2 separate regions of the Homo sapiens genome follow, and region 2 is linked to region 1. The links are chromatin loops, found by intact Hi-C in ENCODE. Cell type or tissue: HCT116. All regions are shown on one strand.

Region 1 (8,000 bases):
CCCATCTTTGAGGTGACTTCAAGGCAAATGCACAAGCAGAAGCTGGCTCAGACTTCTTTATTTATCAAAACCATTGAGGCCAGCCACCTGGATTACTGGTCTACACAAGCCAAATGGAAGAGAAGAAGTGAATAGTCCCTCAGTGAGACAAATAACTAGTAATAAATACCTATCAGGGAATAATAACAATACTATCTTCTATTACAGAAGCCATTTTACCCTATTCTTAATAATTACCTTATTTTCTATACTTACCAGAGCTAAGCTTAGAGAAAGTTCTGTTCTTTATATATATTTTTTAAATTTTCTTATCAGTCACATTTCAGCTATGCTGTGTGAACAAATGTAGACTCTCTCTCATATCTAATGAAACTTTCATTTTAGAAACATTAACTGGAATCATAATTACTATTTGACCTTCTCTGCATGCTCCTCAAATCCCCTGACGCAAAACAAAATCCAGAGGTTCTTGTTGAAGCCTGAATTATTTATATGCTAAAAAGGAAGGTGTTTAAATGGTATGGCCAAAATGGGCACTTACCTTGGAACTGTCCAGGACACCAGATATAAAAGGAAAGGTCCAGATAAAGCACGTGATAGTAAAAAACTTAGAAATTTGGAGCAGAAAGCCTTGGGTTGTGGAACCATTTCTGGCTCTTACCAACTGATACAAAAACCTCCAACATGTAAAGCCTCAATTTTCTCATTTGCAGAATGGGAATAATGGCACAAACATGGTAAGGTTGAGGTGAAGATTAATGAAATGACATACACGCCTCCCCAACAGGCACCAGCTCACTGATCTCAGCATGCAGCACTTCCTCTCAGCCCACTGGCATGCCCTTCCTCTGCAGGGAAGTGGGGGCAGAATGATGTTTCCAACCTTGTGCCTAGTAACTCTGCAATGCGCAGCCTCTGCCACCCACACCCACTGGCATAAGCTCCTTGGGATGTCTCTCAGGTAACTCAGAGTTCTAAAACTTCAGACACAACCTTGAAGTCCTGTAAATGCAACACAATGGCATAGCGTAGGAAAAGAGAAAAGAAATGAGATGTATCTAATAAATGTGTGTGGGCAGAGAGGTAGGCAGGCATTATCTTGAAGGAATGAAGTCTTAAGGGTACAGTTTTTCTACGTCTCATTAATATTCTTGATATTCTAAACATCAGCCTTACTTTTTTAGTAAATAAGAAAGAATAAAATCATGATTTGTTCACGTTAGCATATCTCACATGCTGTATTTCCATTGAATGGCTTGTGTGCAGGGATAAAGAAGCATAAATAACTTTAGATCTTGAAATTCCATATATTTCCAGTTCCAGTAATAATGCTAATAGCATAGTAGAATTTTATAAAACATTTTTCATATGTATTTCTCACTTAATCCCATCAACAACTTTCTGACATGGACAAGAAAGTTATATCATTATTGTCCTCATTGCATAAATTAGGAAACTCTGACACATCCAAATCTGTTAGATTATGCTGTGCAATGAACCCCAAACTCAGTAGGTTACAATGACAAGGGTTTATTTCCCACTCACATAAGTGCAGTTGTAAACTACCTTTGACTGTGTCCTACATCTTCTTGATTCCAGGATCCACACTGAAGAAGCAGCCCTTTCTCCGTTGTATGGCAGAGAAAAAAAGAGCAGTGCTGGAACCACATATGGCTCTTAGAGCTTTTGCTAAGACTTAGCATAAAACACTCTGTTTATATTTCTTTCACTAAACCAAGTCACATATCCAAGCCTGTTGCTAGAAGCAGGGGGAGTATAATCCTCTTATAGGGAACAGAGAGGAATTGGGAACAACAACTTGCATATAAAGGTAAGTATCAGAGCTGGAAATAAAGCTAAGATTTTCTGATCTTTAAATACAATACTGTTGGGCCTAGCACACTCTTGCGGTGAATGAGCATAGCAGGTACATATAGGCAAATTATGAATTAGTTTGTAATTTTTAATTTCAGAGAAGATATGCAGCTGACGATAAAATTTGAGGGTCATCAGAGTACAAATCCTTCGTAACCATGAGACTAGATTATTTGTAGTTTATGGTAATAATAAAGCCAAAAGTGTGACCTTGGAGGTAAATGGGTAAACTATGGTTGAGAGATAGATTCTTGAAAGATAGAGTGTCAAGGAACTTAGAGATTAAGACATTGAAAGGATCATCGACATGAATATTAAAAACCACCAAAAATGATGGCAATAATAGAATTGGAAAGAGTTCATTGAGCCAGGCTCTAAAAGCTTTAGGCAGTGAGAGAGTAATCTGGGGATCTGAAGAGGAGCACAACTAGAAGGACCAGTCGGTGTTCTAGTTGGATGACCTGTTGTGTAAAGCTCTGTGTGTGTGTAGCAGTAGCAGGAAAGGGGAAGTCAGGAAATGGGAAAGAGAAGTGGTCTGAAGTGGTGATGACAAGGAAGGCATATAACAATCTCCTTCAGAGACCAGCAGCAAGAGGGTTTTAGAGAGAAAATACCCTCCACTTAGGGGTTCTACAAGGAAAGCAGTGAGCTTAGGGTGACCCAGTTTTTAGCAAGATGGCAAAGGAAGCATTCAGAGAATAGTCTGAAGATACGGGAGATTTTGCTCCCGATTGATCTTGAGTCTAAGAATTTACAGTGGAAGGGTTTCAGAGCTTGAAGTAGCATGGGCGATGGATTAGGAGTTATTTGTATGAAGTGACAGGAAGATAAAAATCTGAGGGATAAAGGATGACCTGGGAGTCTGGGCTGCTCTGGTGATTCGAAGCAGAAATCAATGGCACCATGAGCTGAGCCTTGATGGTGCTGAAGCAGGTGGTAATGATAAGTCTGTGAGTATTCATGAAGGAGAACATGTGGGTGTCTGAGTCTCTGCTGGTGTGGAGTCAAAGAAAAGGCCAGGTTTTATCTGCACTGGCCAAGGCTCTGGGGTTTCCTTCTCATTACTGTAGAAGTCACTGCATATCCTATTTGTATTTTATCCCCAGTGCCATCCAGTGCACAGAGATGAAGCTCAGTAAATGTTTGTTGACTGAGAACAGTCCCTGTTTACGATAAACTAATAATAAACATTTGTTAAATTTGAAGACTGGAAATAATGTACATGAAACAATTGTGAATAACTTGGCATGTCTGTGGAGTTTTTCATACCAGATGCTGTTAAGCTTCGCATGGCAGAATGATCTGAGAATGAGTCATCACTGACTCATGGATCCAGCTTGTTTCACCTGCAGCGCTCACTTTAAGTCACAATGACCTTTTCTGACTACTTGTAATGGCAGCACAGTGGGGACTGCAGTTCCTGGAGAGTGCACCATTAATAGAGTAGTTAGCCAGTACTGTTTTGTTGTCCCTCGGAGTAAAAGGGAAAGTGAAGCAAGAGAACAGAGATTTAATACTACATATTTTTTCACTCAATTGAGAAATACAACTGAAAAAAAATATATATCCTTATAAAACTTACTGTTTTAAAAGCGCAGTCCTTGCAAGTTGATTTGGGTGTTTTCAGATAGTGAAAAACTTTTAAAAGATATTAAATTATTACTTTTACTTATGAAGAATAAAAGGTAACATAGAGACATAGAAATCAAGAAATCCTCGAGTATTTTCTTTAGAAACACCCCGATTAGAGAAGGAGTTTCCGTTTTTAAGAGAAAATTAAACCAGATGACCTTAAGTCCTTTTTAACACAAGTTTGTATTAATACCAATTAATAAATTAATCAGATTTGAAAGATTTGTGGACAAATGCCTTTATAACGTTCTTAACTGATATGGACTGAACTGTATGCCCCCCCTTTCCCCCTGGAATTCATATCCTAAAGCTGTAACTCCCAGTGTGACTGTATCTGGAAATAGGGTCTTTAGAAGGTAATTAAGGTTAAATGAAGTCATAGGGAAGGATCCTAATCCCGTAGGACTGTGGCCTTAAAAGAAGAGAAAGAGATGTATGAGTTCCTTATATATTTTGGATATTAAACCTTTATCACATATGTGGTTCGCAAATATTTTCTCTCACTCTGTAGGTTGGCCTTTCATTTTGTTGATTGTTTCCTTTGCTGTGAAGAAGCATTTTACTTTTATGTAGTCCCGTCTGTTTATTCTTATTTTTTGCTTTTTTGCCTGTGTTTTTGGAGTGATATCCAAAAAATCCTTGCCAAGGCCAATGTCAAGGGGCATCCCCCTGCCCCATCCTTTTTTTTTTTTTTTAGACAGACAGGGTCTTACCCTGTCACCCAGGCTGGAGTTTAGTGGAGCAGTATCACAATCATAGCCATGGCATCAGACTCCTGGGCTCAAGCTATCTTCCTGCCTCAGCCTCCCAAGTAGCTGGAACTACAGGCATGAACATATAAACCTCCTAGGAGTTTTACAGTTTCAGGTCTTACATATTCCGGGCTGTGGGGGAAATGAGGAGATGTTGGTCTGGTTGAAGAGTACAAACTTTCAGTTCTAAGATGAATAAGTTCCAATATACAGCATGGTGACTATAGTTAATACTTTATTGTTTATTTGAAATTTGCTAAAAGAGTAGACCTTAAGTGTCCTCACTTCTCTTGGACAAACCAAAAGTGCAACTATGTGTGGTAATAGAAGTGTTGATTAATTTGATTGTGGTAATCATTACACAAAAATATACGTATGTCAAATCATAATGTTGTATACTTTGAGTATACAAAATTTTTATTTGTCAATTATACTTTAATAAAGCTAGGAGGGAAAAGAAGATGAAGAAAGAAAGACTTCTCTGTCTTCACCATGTGAGGACACATCAAAAAGGTGGCCGTCTGCAAGGCCCTCACCAGACACCAACCATGCTGGCACCTTAATCTTGGAATTCCAGTCTCTACAACTGTGAGTCATCCAGTTTAGGGCATTTTATTATGGCGGACACCTACCCACCTTTCTAGAAATGATGCTTGTTTGTTTCTGAAGGAATAATAGAATCATAACTTATTATTGGTTAGGAGCTGAATTCTGAAACATTGTACAACAGTAAAAAATTTGCCATGGAAATATTTAATTATTTTAAGAAATATTAAGAGACATTAAGATCCTCCCTCAGACTGCTAACGTCTCATTGGTATGGACTGTGCTTACTGGTGCATCACCAGCATACTGAGTGAATGAGCAAAGGCATCCAAAGAATCAGCTGAATGGTAAGGGATTGTGAAATAAGAAAAATTCTGAATAATATGTTGCCTGAAGAACTCACATGAAATTAAACTTTTAGCTTTCTTCAGCAACCATGTTCATGTTGAGTGTGGCTCAGGATATCAAAAAATATAAAACTCATTTGTGTTTTTTATTTTTCTGATTTACTACCAAGGAACAATTTTCTAATTTACTACTAAGTCAGTATCAAGACTATTTCCCTTGGATCAATAAAGACAATCACATTTTAATGCCATTGTAGATTTAGGTACCTGAGACTTAGTATTACCTGCAAATAGATGTCACCACATAAAAAGGTTGATTGCACACAAGCAAATGTAAGTATACTAAACAGCACCAAAACTGATCCCTAGTCATCCCCATGTTACTTTGACATTATTCTTATAAGTTTATCATCTAAACTTGTAATTTTCCCTTCAGTTAGCGGAGCTTGTAAGAAAAGTCATAAAATGTTATAACTATTATTAAAAATGAAAGGGAAAATTATTTTTTAAAAAACTCAGTCTGTTCTCTAGTCAGTTGGTGAGAAATCTGGCCAAAAGGATGCAAAGTCGGGCTTTCTGAAAACAGGAGTTCATCACCTTTCCAAAAGGCCAGCTGAGGAAATGTGTTTTTTTATCCTCTTCCATAACTCTTGATGGTACATTTTTGCACTGTATTAAGCTAGAAAAGAAGACCTGGACTAACTGGATCTCATGAATGTGTGAACTTCGTATTTAAAAAATACTAGCACTGAAAGAATCCATCTTAGTGTCCTGGACCATCCAACTAGAAATAATCTATGACCCTCGTGTGATGAATTGATAAATGTCTGCCAAGCTTTTTGTTAACTCCTCTTCACTATTCCTTTCTTCTTGAATCTGAAGCTCTTCAATCTACCATTGTCTTTGTACAATTTCCTCCTTTCTAGGGAAGGCAATGTAGAAAGCCAGTAAAGTATTATTTACCAAGCTCTAGAGTCACAACAAGTTTAAGTCCCAGCTCATCTACTTAAAACATAAATGATCTTGGACAGTTATATTTCCCCTCTCTATGGCTCAGTTTCTTATTTGTAATAGGGAAGCAATCATGGTGCCTAATCAGGTTGGGTACCAGGTTGCTAGATGGATTAAACACAATAATATAGATAGTTCTCCTTGCCTACAGTAAATGGTCAAAATGTTAGCCACTACCATTTTATTATTGCATTTTAAGATTCTTGTAAACGGGGCCTACTAACCTACTTTTCTCAGTCTTGTAGCTTTTTCCCTCCTATTTCTAAGAATCTTAGGGGAGAAGAATTGGCCTGCTTCCCCTCTAGAAATTTTTATGTCAGAAAACTATTTCTTTTTACTCCTCAGCTATCTGTGCTTCTCCTCACTTTTTCTTGCAGTATTTCAGTTTTGTCTTAGTTTTTTCTATAATCTCCTCCCACAAAGCCAAATGGTTTTCATCTCTTTTTTCTAGGAAAAGCTTCAGCTCCCTGTATTCTGTTTCCTTATAATCTGAGGATCTTCTCTGCACTCATCTGCACAGATGTTCTTTGCATAGATCTTTCTCTCTGTCCCTGTCCCACGTGGCCATGCGTCAGGGCAGACTGGGTTCCCTTTGTTTTAGTTTAAGGGTCCTGGGAAATTTTCATACCTTAGCCACTTTGCTCCTAAATGTTACAAACAAAATTTATATTTATCTATTGAATTTACAGCAGCCATTGATAGGTCCTTACCCCTTCACCCTTCCACACATTTTTGCTGCCTGCTTTTTCAGCTTTGTTTGAAATGATTCTCCTGCATGCACATGCTCCTCTGAATCTACTGTCTGATCAACTTTCAGTTTCCCACAGATACCAGTCTGTCTCTGGGATCAGGGTCTTCCCACATGTTCATCTCATTGTCTGGAATTTTCTTTTCTTTCTTATTCACTTGATCAATTTTTATTCATCTTTTTTATCTCAACTTGGATTTTGGGAAACTTTTTGTAAACTCTCAGGGTTTTGATTTTATGTATTCCGTGTATAGTGTGCTTCTCAGAGACACATTTATTAAAATTAAATTATATATGCACTTATTTGTCAAATGACTGGCTCCTCTACCCAACTATAGGTTGGAATTTTGTTCATTGATATAACTCTAGCACTTAACACAGGTAGTAGATACTCAGTAAATGCTCAATGTATGAATGAATGAATGAGTGAATGGATGAATGAATATGTGATTTGCAGGCCCCTTCCTATTACTTCTCATGGTATGATACATACCTTTCTCTGACTAGTTCCTCTACCAAAGCTAACCATTCTATACTCCTAAATGAAATGTGCTAGACAGAGGGTTCATCTTGTCCCCATGCCAGAACTTTATATTTATACTTTTCAGTACAAACTCTTCTTACTTGAACTCTCAGAGATTTGAAATATCTTTGTAATCAATTCCCAATACAAAGCTATTGATTATTTTATTTTTAGTTTGCTCAGAAGAACCACATAGTCTCTGTCCATTAGGAGCCTCCCCAGAGATCTCTCTGGCTGAACAGCTGTTCTCAGTGCCTGTGAAGTAAGTACCAATTAAGCAGGATGATTGCTTCCCTACTACAAATGGGGAAACTGCGCCACAGAGAGGGAAAATAACTTGTACAAGATCATTTATCTATTAAATAGATGAGCTGGGACTTCAACTCATGGCCAATCTCCTTTTGACAATGTTCTCTAAATAGCCTTTTCCTCTCACTGCAACTCCACAATGTTTTTTATTTTCTTTTTTAAAAATACTCTGTTTCTTTATGAATCTTGCTGAAGATGGGAGAGGCATGTACAGGTGTCCTTCAAATCTGCTTCTGCTGCCTTTCTCCTGTCCCTCT
Region 2 (8,000 bases), 92 kb before region 1:
GGAAGCCAGCTGCCATATTGTAGGGCAGTCCTATGGAGTAGCCCATGGGGTGAGTGACCAAGGCCTGTCAACAGCCATGTGAATGAGCTTGTACACAAATTAACTGACCTCAGTCATCTCATCCACATGAGACTGCAGCTCTGCCTAACATCTTGACTATAGCTCATGAAAGAGCTTGAGTCAGAAACACCCAACTAAGTGGTGCCCAGATTCCTGACTGACAGAAAATGTGAGATAATTAGTGTCTGTCATTTTAAACTGCGAAATTTTGAGGATTTGTTACATGACAATAGATGGCAAATATGTCATAAAAAGCATTGCAACTAAATTTTAGGAAAAAATCATTTGGTAAATTTTTATGTAATTCATCATAAAACTATATCTGATGTGTGTTGGTATGGGAAGAGGTGGAGCGGGGATTATGAGGCAGTTTTATGAGACAGACTTTAGGCTGTGTCTGTTTATCTGACAGTAGCCATGAGTCTCAAAAATGTGTCTATGAAACAGTAGCCTGCTTTTCTAAATGCTCCAAGAAACACGAGCATTGTGGTCGCCTATGTTTGGGAAACACTAATACATTTTTTGAATCTTGGAAAATCACAATGAACATAGTATGTTACAGGCTCTAGAAATCTCAGAGCTGCTAAAATTTCTAATAAGTTAACGCTTTGCTATGGACTGAATGTGTCCCCAAAATGCATGTGTTGGAAACTTAATTCCCAATGCAACTACAGTGTTCACAGGTGGGCCTTTTGGGAAGTGTTTAGTTCATGTGTGGATTAAGTCTGCTATGAAAAGGGCTTATGACCATGAAATTGCTCTTTTACCCTTCTTCATTCTGCTTCATTCACACAGCTGGAAGGCCTTCACCAGATGCCGGCACCTTGATCTTTGATTTCTCATCCTCCAGAACTGTGAGAAATACATTTCTCTTCTTCATAAATCATCCAGTCTCAGATATTGTGTTATAGTAGCACAAAATGGACTAAGACAAACTTTAATGTTAAGCATCCAACAATGCACTCTGGCAAATTGTGGGTTACTTCTACCAAAAAGTGTGAAATCCTGGCCTGTTCCTCACTGCAGCCTGAACTTAGCTTATAAGCAGATATTTGCAATCTATTTAAACTTGCCTCAGCCCCAGGCCTTAGGGGTTCAACCTTTCCCCAGAGCAAATGTTTTTTTTTTATGAAATAACAAGAACTCAGTGTTATAATCAACAGATGGTAATAGCTGAGCAAGTTCTAATCTCATAACACTGAAGAAATTGTTCCCAGTCTCATTCTGTCATTCCCATTTCATCATTTTCTTCTGATTTGTTGAGTTATTGCTTAATCTCAATAATTTACTTATTTTTCAGAAGGATTTGTTAACAATACCTTCTCCCCCCTCGGAGCACTCAATTTATATATATATATATATATATATATATATATATATATATATATATATATATATATATGTTTTTCAAATTTAAAATTTCTGGCTATGTACAATTTTAGTTCTCCATGAAAGATTTGTCTTCACTATGACTTGCAGCATTTCTGCTAAATTTTGTATAATGTCTTTGCAACATATTTAAAAATTCTTTTGAAATGTTTGTGTACCATTTGCAGCAGTGTATGGAAGTTACTATGAGAATTACCTTAAAATTTAAAACAGAAGTGAAAAGTTTTGCATAATTGGAAGGACTTTCTGATATCAAGTTTAAAATGTTAGGATTTTAACATAAGCTATATCTATGTGTGTAGGTCTGTTCTTATTTGGATATAATTTTTGAGATTATCACTGGAAATGTTATTACGTCAGATTTTCTATGTCAGCTATGCTAATATCACTGTCAGAAAAATTTTACAAAAATTCTCCAGGGTATACATTTTATGGAGTGTGCTTGGTTAACAAATTCTCTTCTCTGAGCACTAGCAACAACCAAAACAACAGCATTGGCAATCATTGAGTGTCTGTGTGCTATGAACTCCACCGGGCATTTTACATATGTATAATATATCCCTGTAGGATTTTACAACAATCTTACAAAATAGTTATTATAATTCCTATTTTACACATAAAGAAACTGAAGCTGAGAGCAATTAGATCACTTTTTCAGGGACTTAAAGCTAGTGGTGGCAGAGCCAGCATTGAAACACAGGTTTGTTTACTCCCAGAGCCATGTTCTTGATAATTATATTGCTTTAACAATTTTTATGTATTTTAATTTACACTCTCTGCAATTCATACACAAGGGTTCTTGACATGGTGACAGGACAGGACAGATCAAGACAGAGGCTCTCCAAGGCAGTGAAAAGACCCTTCCTATCTCCTCTGGCTTAACCTGGGTTTATGCTCCTTTCCTGGCCCTGTTGGTATAATCGGCAACATCTGTGTTGTTAGAGGGTGGAGAGCGCATGGATCATCTTAGCTCAAAGGTAGGTTCTAACAGCATAGAAGATGGAGTAGAGAAAAATAAATAGTGTTTTTTTTTCTCTCTGCTACTTACTAGAGCCATGCTATCTAATATGGCAGACACTAACCACATGTGACTTTTGAGCACTTGAATGTGGTTAGTTCAAATTAAGACGGACTGTAAAACATACACCCCCTGCCCCCAGACATCATATTTCATTAAGGCAACATAAAAATGCCAATTATCTCATTTATAACTTTTATAATTATTGCATTTTGAAGTAATATTTTTTAAAACATTAGCTTAAATAAAATGTATTACTAAAATCAATTTCTCTTGTTTCTTTGTATTTCCTTCAATGTAGATACTAGAAAATTTAAAATTGCATATGTGGCTTGCCTTTGTGGTTTTCATTATATTTCTGTTGGGTCACATGGTCTCAGAGGGTAAAAGACAGGAAGAAAACATTCCTATTTTTCACAATTTGCCTGCCCTCAGACCTGAAACCTTGAAGATAAATATTATCAAGCTCCTATTTTCCTGAAAGGGAGTAGACAAATCCAGCTAACTGCAATTTCTGGCACCATAAATAAATGACTTGTAGACAATTTTAATGTGTTTTCTAAAAATATTTCTTCCATATATGTGGCATGCAGTCCTGAATAAAGCTCCTGTGGATCAGGCAAGTTCATTTTTGGGTCACTGGCACTTATGTATCCACCATTATCTTGGCCCAATCTCATTATATTATGCCAACTTTGAGGGAAGAACTGAGTCATCACCTTCCTTTGTAATTTCCTAGACAATGCTCCACTCATAATGGGTTTTCAGAAACATATCTACCTGATCAAAGTCACTCGCCCACTCATTCACCACAAACCTCTGATGATGAGATTTGTTTTATTCCTTGTGATTCATCTTGGTGAATGTACCATGCGGTTTTGAAATAAATGTGTTATAATGCAGATGTTGGGTCTACTGTTCCCTAACTTTTAGATCAAGATAGCTGATAGTGTTGTTCAAGTTGTCTGTTTTTACTGATGTTTTTGTCTAGTTGTTTTATCAAATGGAGTATTGAAATCTCTAACTATGGTGATATAATTATCTTTTTCCTTTTAATTCTTTCAATTTTTGCTTCATGTAAACAAGCTTTTCTTTTTTTAATTGACAGATAACATTGTATGTTTTGATCATGTATAAAACCATATCGTGTTTTGAAGTATATATACATTGTAGAATGTGTAAACCTAGCTAGCAAAGAAATGCATTACTCACATAGTTACAACTTTGTGGTGAGCATTTAACATCCACTCTTCACATTTTTCAAGAATACAATATATTGTAATTAACTATAATCAGTTTATTGTACAATAGACCCCTTAAAGTTTATTCCCCCATCCAACTCATCTAACTGTAATTATGCATCCTGTGACTAACATCTTCCCATATCCTCCCAACCATCCCAGCCTCTGGTAACCACTATTTGACTCTCTACTTCGATGAGATCAACTTTTTAGATTCCACATATGAGAGAGAATATGCAGTAATTATCTTTCTGTGCCTGGCTTATTTCACTTAACATAATGTCCTCTAGGTTCATCCATATTGTCACAAATGGCAGGATTTTATTATTTTGTGTGGCTGAATAGTATTCTATTGTGTATATATACCACATTTTCATTATCCATTCATCTACTGGTAGATATTTGGGTTGATTCCACATCTCAGCTACTGTAAATAATGCTGCAATAAACACTGGAGTGTAGATATATCTTTGGCATACTGATTTCCTTTCTTTTGGACATATACTCAGTAGTGGGATTATAGACCATATGGTAGTTTTATTTCTAAATTTTTTAGGAACCTCCAAACTGTTTTCCATAATAGCTGCACTAATTTTTAATTCTCACCAATAGTGTGTAAAGGTTCCCTTTTCTCTACATCCTTGCAAACACTTATTATCTTTTGTATTTTGGATAATAACCATTCTAAGTGGGGTGAGGTGATATTTCATTGTGGTTTTGATTTGCATTTCCCTGATGATTAGTGATGTTTAACATTTTTTCAATACCTGTTGGCCATTTGTGTATCTTCTTTTGAGAAATATTTATTCAAGTCTTTTGCTCACTTTTAAACTGGGTTATTTGCTTTTGCTATTGTTTGAGTTTCTTATAAATCTTGGATATTAATCCCTTGTCAGATGTATAGTGTGCAAATATTTTCTCCCAATTCTGTAGGTTGATTTTTTTTACTCTGTTGATTGTTCCTTTTTCTGTGCAGAAGCTTTTTAGTTTGATGTAATCCCATTTGTCTATTTTTGCTTTTGTTGCCTGTGACCTTGAAGTACTATCCAAAAATACTTGCCCAGACCAATGTCATCAAGCATTTCCTCTATGTTTTCTATTAGTAGTTTTATGCCCTCATTTTTAATGCTTTATGTTTTTGTGGTATATATATATATATATTTTATAACTCTTTACTTTCAAGTTATTTGTGTCTTTATATTTCAAGTGCATCTCTTAAGGATAGCATTAAGTTGATTGGGTCTTGCTTTCTTATCCCCCTGATAATCTCTGCACTTTAACTGGAAGTGCTTCATTCATTAACATTTAATGAATCATTCGTATGGTAAGATTTAGGTCTGCCATTTTATTACTTTTTTATTTATCCCTTCTGTTTTCTCTTTCTCTTATCTCCATTCCTTGCCTAAGTACTGAATATGTATCATATTTTAATTATAATTTTTTTATTGGCTTTTTGGCTAAACCACTATTTTTAGTGGTTGTTCAAGGGATTACAACATACACTCCATTCATTTTCATATTGCTATGAAGAAATACTCAAGACTGGGTAATTTATTTAGAAAAAAAGAGGTTTAGGCCTGCCACCTGTTCCACTCCATACTACCACAGCTGATGCTCTCTTGAAAGCACCACCTTCCAACAGGAAGCCAACCAGCACAAAAATAATGCATTAATCAACCAAAGCTAAGAACCCTCACAGAGTCCATTTCACCCCCCTGCCACCTCCACTGAAGCAGGTCCTGGTATCCATGACTAAGAGACCCACAGATTGTTCACATCACAGGACTCTGTGCAGACAACCCCAACTACCAGCCCAGAGCCTGGTGGACTTGCCGGGTGATTAGATCCAGAAGAGCGATAACAATCACTACAGCTTGACTCTCAGGAAGCCACTTCCCTAGGAAAAGAGGGAGAGTACTACCTCAAAGGAAACACCCCATGGGTCAAGAGAAACTGAACAACAGCCTTGAGTCCTAGACCTTCCCTCTGACAGAGCCTACCCAAATGTGAAGGAACCAGAAAACCAACCCTGGTAATACGACAAAACAACATTCTTTAATACCCCCCAAAAATCACACTAGCTCTCCAGCAATGGATCAAAACCAAGAAGAAATCCTGGATCTATCTGAAAAAGAATTCAGAAGGTTAGTTATTAAGCTAACCAGGGAGGCACCAGAGAAAGGCCAAGCCGAATGTAAGGAAATAAAAAAAAAATGATACAAGAAGTGAAGGGAGAAATATTTAATAAAATAGATAGCATACATAAAAAACAAAACTTCAGGAAAAATGGATGCACTTACAAAATTGCAAAATGCTCTGGAAAGTCTCAGAAATAGAATGGAACAAGCAGAAGAAAGAACTTCAGAGCTTGAAGACAAGATTTTTGAATTAACCCAATCCAACAAAAGACAAGGAAAAAACGAGTAAGAAAATATGAACAAAGCCTCCAAGAAGTCTGGGATCATTTTAAACAACCAAACCTAAGAATAATTGGTGTTCCTGAGGAAGAAGAAAAATCAAAAACTTTGGAAAATATATTTGGAAGAATAATCAAGGAAAACTTCCTCAGCCTTGCTACAGAACTAGACATCCAAATACGAGAAGCTCAAAGAACACCTGGGAAATTAATCACAAAAAGATCATCGCCTAGGTACACTGTCATTAGGTTATCTACAGTTAAGACAAAGGAAAGACTGTTAAGCACTGTGAGGCAAAAAACACCACGTAACCTATAAGGAAAAATCTTACAAATTAACATCCGATTTCTCAGCAGAAACCCTACAAGATAGAAGAGATTGGGGCTCTATCGTCAGCCCCCTCAGACAAAACAATTACCAGCAAAACTAAGCTTCATAAGTGAAGGAAAGATACAGTCTTTTTCAGACAAACAAACGCTGAGAGAATTCACCATTACCAAGCGAGCTCTAAAGAACTGCAAAAAGGAGCTCTAAATCTTGAAACAAATCCTGGAAACCCATCAAAACATAACCTCTTTAAAACATAAATCTCACAGAACCTAAGAAACAAAAATACAATAAAAAAGTATACGGGCAAAAAATAGCACAATAAATGGAATGGTACCTCCCATCTCAATACTAAAATCGGATGTAAATGGCCAAAATGCTCCACTAAAAAGATATAGAATGGCAGAATGGGTAAGAATTCACCAATGAACTATCTGCTGCCTTCAAGAGACACACCTAACACATAAGGACACAAATAAGGTAAATGGATGGAAAAAGACATTTCATGCAAATAAACCCCCAAAACGAGCAGAGGGAGCTATTCTTACATTAGACAAAAAAAACTTTAAAGCAACAGCAGTTAAAAAAGACAAAGAGGGTCATTATAAAATGATAAAAGGCCTTGTCCAACAGGAAAATATTACAATCCTAAATATATATGCACCTAACACTGGAGCTCCCAAATTTCTAAAACAATTACTAATAGACCTAAGAAATAAGATAGACAGCAACACAAAAATAATGGAGGACTTCAATACTCCACTGACAGCACTAGACAGGTCATCAAGACAGAAAGTCAACAAAGAAACAATGGATTAAACTATATCCTGGAACAAATGGACTTAACAGGTATTTACAGAACATTCTACCCAACAACCACAGAATATACATTCTATTCAGCAGTGCATGAAACTCTCTCCAAGACAGACCATATGATAGGCCACCCAATGAGCCTCAATACATTCAAGAAAATTGAAATTATATCAAGCACTCTCTCAGACCACAGTGGAATAAACTGGAAATCAACTCCGAAAGGAACCTTCAAAACCATGCAAATACATGGAAATTAAATAACCTGCTCCTGAATGATCATTGGGTCAAAAATGAAATCAAGATAGAAATTAAAAATCCTTTGAATTGAATGACAATAGTGACACAATATATCAAAACCTCTGGGATACAGCAAAGACAGTGCTAAGAGGAAATTTCATAGCCCTAAATGCCTACATCAAAAAGTCTGAAAAAGCACAGACAATCTAAGGTCACTAGCTCAAGGAACTAGAAAAACAAGAACAAACCAAACCTAAACCCAGAAGAAGAAGGGAAATAATCAAGATCAGAGCAGAACTAAATGAAATTGAAATGAAAAAAATACAAAAGATAAATGAAACGAAAAGCTGATTCTTTGAAAAGATAAATAAAATTGATGAACCATTAGTAAGATTAACCAAGAAAAGAAGAGAGAAAATCCAAACATTCTCAATTAGAAACAAAATGGGAGATACTACAACTGACACCACAGAAATACAAAAGATCATTCAAGACTAC

What was found. Hi-C counts contacts between places; a loop is a spot of excess contacts. Peaks named below come from ENCODE experiments on the same cell type or tissue, not always from the same donor. Only the 100,000 strongest peaks of a DNase experiment are listed, where the experiment ranks them.
Region 2: it touches region 1 in a loop (2.6-fold over the local background); 3 of 110 quality-filtered maps call a loop at or near these places.

Annotation. Positions count from the first base shown.
Region 1 is chr10:90,316,495-90,324,494 of GRCh38, forward strand. No RefSeq gene overlaps it. Among named protein-coding and RNA genes, the nearest start is that of LINC02653, 220 kb to the right of the region's middle. RefSeq lists enhancers at 2,518-3,253, 3,254-3,987. In HCT116, no CTCF peak of the experiment used is centred here; a DNase peak (open chromatin) is centred at 3,217; H3K27ac peaks cover 5,283 bases.
Region 2 is chr10:90,224,184-90,232,183 of GRCh38, forward strand. No RefSeq gene overlaps it. Among named protein-coding and RNA genes, the nearest start is that of LINC01375, 270 kb to the left of the region's middle. In HCT116, no CTCF peak of the experiment used is centred here; DNase peaks (open chromatin) are centred at 2,591 and 3,228; H3K27ac peaks cover 5,550 bases.